Linked DNA regions of Homo sapiens: region 1 is linked to region 2. The links are chromatin loops, found by intact Hi-C in ENCODE. Cell type or tissue: chondrocyte. All regions are shown on one strand.

Evidence for each region. A loop is a pair of places that touch in the nucleus more often than their neighbours do. Peaks named below come from ENCODE experiments on the same cell type or tissue, not always from the same donor. Only the 100,000 strongest peaks of a DNase experiment are listed, where the experiment ranks them.
Region 1: a loop joins it to region 2, with 4 times the contacts of the local background. A loop is called at or near these places in 27 of 110 quality-filtered maps.

What each region holds. Positions count from the first base shown.
Region 1 is chr19:17,079,128-17,081,627 of GRCh38, reverse strand. The region is part of intron 1 of MYO9B (myosin IXB); the gene reads right to left. Among named protein-coding and RNA genes, the nearest start is that of MYO9B, 4.6 kb to the right of the region's middle. RefSeq lists an enhancer at 1,332-1,869 and a silencer at 1,882-1,981. In chondrocyte, CTCF peaks have their summits at 1,149 and 1,357; a DNase peak (open chromatin) is centred at 1,333.
Region 2 is chr19:17,247,127-17,249,626 of GRCh38, reverse strand. It overlaps USHBP1 (USH1 protein network component harmonin binding protein 1), which reads left to right. Exons shown (of 13, transcript NM_031941.4): 13 at 1-456. Among named protein-coding and RNA genes, the nearest start is that of NR2F6, 2.5 kb to the right of the region's middle. RefSeq lists enhancers at 1-875, 876-1,825. In chondrocyte, no CTCF peak of the experiment used is centred here; a DNase peak (open chromatin) is centred at 1,510.

The DNA of each region.
Region 1 (2,500 bases), 170 kb after region 2:
CATGTTGGCCAGGCTGGTCTCAAACTCCTGACCTTAGGTGATCCTCCCACCTCGGCCTCCCAAAGTGCTGGGATTACAGGCGTAAGCCACTGCACCAGGCCTCTCACCTCTCTTTAGTCACCCCTGAATGTATGAGTGTGAGATCTGGAAAACAGGGAGCGTCCAAAATTGATGTGGCCAACCAACCTGCTCACCCTTAAAGTGTTTATTTAAAGGAGTGAGAAGAGACAAAATGGACCTATTCTCTATTGACACGATCATTTCCCTCCAGGTTCCTATATTATCTAAAAATGTAAGTTGAGGCCGGGCACGGTGGCTCACATCTGTTATCCCAGCACTTTGGGAGTCCGAGCGGGCTGATCACCTGATGTCAGGAGTTTAAGACCAGCCTGGTCAACACAATGAAAGCCCATCTCTACTAAAAATACAAAAAGTAGCTGGGCGTGGTGGCGCACGCCTGTAGTCCCAGCTACTCGGGAGGCTGAGGCAGGAGAATCACTTGAACCTGGGAGACAGAGGTTGCAGTGAGCTGAGATCGCGTCACTGCACCCCAGCCTGGGTGACAGAGTGAGACTCTGCCCCCGCCCCCAAAATAAATAAACAAATAAATAAAAATGTAATTTGAATTTGTCCTTTTCTCAGTATTATGGGCTGAGCTGTGTCCACCACTCCCCTCCACAAAGAAATATTCACATATTGAAATCCTAAACCTCAGAACTTCAGAGTATGAGTATATTTGGGATTTTTTTTTTTTTTAAGAGATGGGGGTGTCGTTCTGTCACCCAGGCTGGAATGCAGTGCCATGATCATAGCTCACTGTAGCCTCAAACTCCCAGGCTCAAGCGATCTGTCTGTCTCAGCTTCTTAAAGTGCTGGGACCACAGGCATTCACCATCATGTCTAGCTAATTTTAGTATTTTTTTGTAGAGATGGGATCTTGCTATGTTGTCCAGGCTGGTCTTAAACTCCTGGCCTCAAGTGATCCTCCTGCCTCAGCCTCCCAAAGGGCTGAGATTACAGGCGTGTGCCACCAAGCCTCGCCTAGAGACAGGGTCTTTATGGGGATGATTCAGTTAAAATGATGTCATTAGGGTGGGCCCCCTTCCATATGACTGCTGTCCTCATAAGAGGAAATTTGGACACAGAGACAGGCACAGAGGGAGGACGATGTGAAGACCCAGGGGAAGACGGCTATGTATGAGCCAACAGAGAGAGGCGTGGAACAGATTCTCACAGCCCTCCGAAGGCACGAACCCTGCCAACACCTTGATCTTGAATGTGATCTTAAACGTCTGGCCTCTAGAACTGCAAGCCAATATACTTCTGTCGTTCTGGCCACCCAGCGTGCGGTTCTGTTACAGCAGCCCTAGCAAACTCAGGCACCCAGCAACAACAGTCATGAAACACCCCTAGCGGGGCTCCTTCTCTTGCACATACAGCCCTGTGCAGCAGGGCAGAGATGGGTTTTAAACAAGTGAGTCAGACAAGGATATCTTATTCATCACTCCGACGAACCCATGGGCTGAACCCTTGAATCACTACTTTATTTATCATCGGGCTCGGGCTCAGAAAGTCTCGCTGAGGAAATGAGTAGAACCCAAACTCGTCAGCTGCATTTCTGAAACATGCCTAATCTCTGAGGCTCTTTCCCAGCCACGATAGAAATTGAAAGGGAACGGGGCTCTGGGCTGCGGCGGTGGGCTGGTGTGGAGACAGAGCCCTTTGTTCTGCCACTCCAGGGACCACGAGGGCAGAAGAGAAGGGCTTGTCTTGCTTTGCCGAGAGGCCGCCTGGGGCCGTCTGAATGGCCGGCCGAGCAGGGGCAGCCTGGCACAGCTGGGCTGGGGATGCCGGGCACACAAAGGGCTGGTGGGTGGGGTGTGGGGGCAGCACCCAGAAGGGACCGTCAGTCCCGTGGCCCCAGAGCGTCTCCTCCAATCAAGGTAAAGCAGCAAAGTCACGGTCAAGGAGGGGGCCAAGCAGGGAAGGGGACAGCAAGATGGACCAAGAACAAAAATTCAGCAGTATGTGCTTGGGAACGGGCGGGCGAAAGGGCCCATGGAAGAGATAATGCAGCTTACAAAAGCGACGTTTATCCGGGGCAACCTCCAAAGTAGCTCTTGGGAGAGAATCTAATACCTCTAATCTCAGAAGAAAAGCAACAGATCATTCTAAGACGAGGACAGTTCCTCCAGAAATCCAGGTCAGTCACAAGACAAAGAAAAGACAAGGGCACCCGCTGTCCACCCTCGGGCACGTTGCCTACCCTCCCACAGTCCGTTCCTAACGGTTCCTCCTTTTTATCAAGACCCGCTCCCTCCTGATTAAGAACTGACTGGATGGCAGGATTCAGTTCCTGGTCTCTGCCCCTGTTCCCACTCTTAGTGGCAGTTCCTCAGGGGCTCCACAAACACCAAGGACCCACCAAGGCAATGATGGGCCCTAGAGGGGAACCAGGTTTTACTAATGAGCATCACATTTCACCTGGCGGGGGAGGTGA
Region 2 (2,500 bases):
TATAAAGATATTTAGGAGGCTAAAGTGGGAGGGTAACTTGAGCTTGGGAAGTGGAGGTTGCAGTGAGCTGAGATCACGCCACTGCACTCCAGTCTGGGTCACAGAGTAAGACCTTGTCTCAAAAAAAAAAACAGGCCAGGCGTGGTGACTCATGCCTGTAATCCCAGCACTTTGGGAGGCTGAGGCGGGGAGGATCACCTGAGGTCAGGAGCTTGAGACCAGCTTGGCCAACATGGTGAAACCCCCGTCTCTACTAAAAATACAAAAATTGGCTGGGTGTTGTGGCACATGCCTGTAATCCCGGCTACTCGGGAGACTGAGGCAGGATAATTGCTTGAACCTGAGAGGCGGGGGTTGCAGTGAACCGAGATCGCGCCAACAACAAGATCGTGCCCGGGCAATAAGAGCAAAACTCTGTCTCTAAATAAATAAATAAAACACAAAACAAAACAAAAAGGAGGGAGACTGAAGCTGGAATGGTTCAGATTCAGGGTGTGGATGACGAGTTGCTACTAACTCAAAGCTAAGGTCAAGGGTTTCTGGACTCCATGTGGTCGAGCTTGCCTGTAATCCCAGTATCTCAGGAGGCCGAGGGAGGAGGACTGCTTGAGCCCAGGGGTTTAAGACCAGCCTAGGCAAAATAGGAGAGTCTGTCTCAAAAATAAATAAATAAAATAAGGTAAAGGGTTTCTGGGTGGGGGACAGGCATAGCAAAGGTAATAGTCTGGGACTCAGGGGGCGTTGTACTTCAAGAGAAACTCAGAATGAATGCCAATGGTGGCCAGTTCCAGCTTTCTCCTGGGGGCCCAGGAGCTGTGGGACGTGTCAGGTTAATAGCAGGCAATGAATTAGCATGTCATTTGCATAAGTCACATCTCCCTGCCCCTCCACACCAGGACTGGCTGAGTCTGGGAAAGGGGAGCTTGGAACGACCCAGCCAAGCTTGGATTAGTGGCCAGCTGTCCCCCTTCAGGGTGGCAGCTGAAACCCGAGACAGGGATTAGAAAGACTTTCATTCCCAGCCTTGGGGGCAGGTGCTCCAGGCCTCACCTGTGCAGGTGTGTTCACCGCCTCTCCCAGGGCAGGACCACGTCAGCCTGAGGTCAGCGCCAGTCAGCGGCCTGGACTTGAATCCAGTCAACCTGACCCCAGAAACAGAACAAGAAGTATGGTGGCGAGCACAGTCCCCTCCAGCGAGGGCTGGGGCTAGTCACCTTCCGACCCACACGCTGTCCCTGGACTTGGGCCAACTTTGAAGAAAGCAGGGAAATGGAGGCAGACCACCTTGCTCGTGTTGGGGTGGGGCAGAGAAGCTGAATTTCTTCCCTGTACCCTGCCGAGCCCCAGAGTCTAAGACCTGAGTTCCTGGTCCCACCAGGTTGCCTGTGGAGGGGCAAAGGGAGCCAAGGTCACATGTGGGAGGACGGAGACAGGTTCCCAGGCTGCCCCAGCAGGATCTGGCCATTCCCACGGGTGCCCCCTCAGCAGATGGGCCTAGGCCCCTTTGTCCCTGGTTTGCGGCCGCCGCAAGGTCAAATGTTACTGCAGGGCCGCGGGCAGGGGTCAGGGAGGCGGGGTAGAGCCTTGATCCACCCCCAGGCGGGCCCCAGGGGGCACAGGGGTGGCCAGGCTACTGGAAGGGGGTGGGGCAGCCTTTGGGACTGGAACTACTGGAGTTTCTGGGATCTGCGATGGTCTTTCTTCCCCCATCTCCCACCCAGCTCTCAGCTGCCTCGCAAGACTTGTCTCCCCCAAACCTAGTTCTTTGCTCCCTCCCCTTCACAATCCCCTCAAGATTCCTTGAGTCTTCTCTCCCTCTTCTTTTTTTTTTTTTTTTTGAGACAGGGTCTTGCTCACGCTGGAGTGGAGTGACGTGACGTGATTATAACCCACTGCAGCCTTGAACACCTGGGCTCAAGACGGGTCTCACTTTATTGCCCCGGCTGGTCTTGAACTCCTGGTCTCAAGAGATCCTCCTGACTTGGCCTCCCAAAGTGTTGGGATTACAGGCGTGAGCCACAGCGCCTGTCTCTCATCTAAATCTCTTTTCAATCCCTTCTGAGACCTCCACCCCAATGCTCCCCACCAAAGATCCTAGCAGGTCCAGGCAAGGGGCCTAGGATCCCTGCCCTCATCCCAAATTACCAGTCACATTCCCATGCAGCCTCAGAACCAAAGGGTCGTCTCTGCCCACCCACGCCTTCCTCTCTCCCAGCAGGGATTACATCAGGCTGTGGGCAGAACCCGACTCTAGACCTCGGGAAGTCCTTGCTCATGTCTAATCCTAGTCCTTCCTGCTTTTCGTGTTTACTAACGCCTCCTCCTCCACCTCCCAGGCAGCCAGAACGTCCCTGGAGCAGGTTGAGAGGCCCAGGGCTGGGTGTGCCTGGCTCTCCCAGAACCTCAGTTTCTTTTTAAGTGTTGTAAGATCTCTAAGAATCTTTCCCCCTACTCCAGGGAGGGCAATTCTTCAAGTCTCATCAGGGCTCTGGGAGGCAGA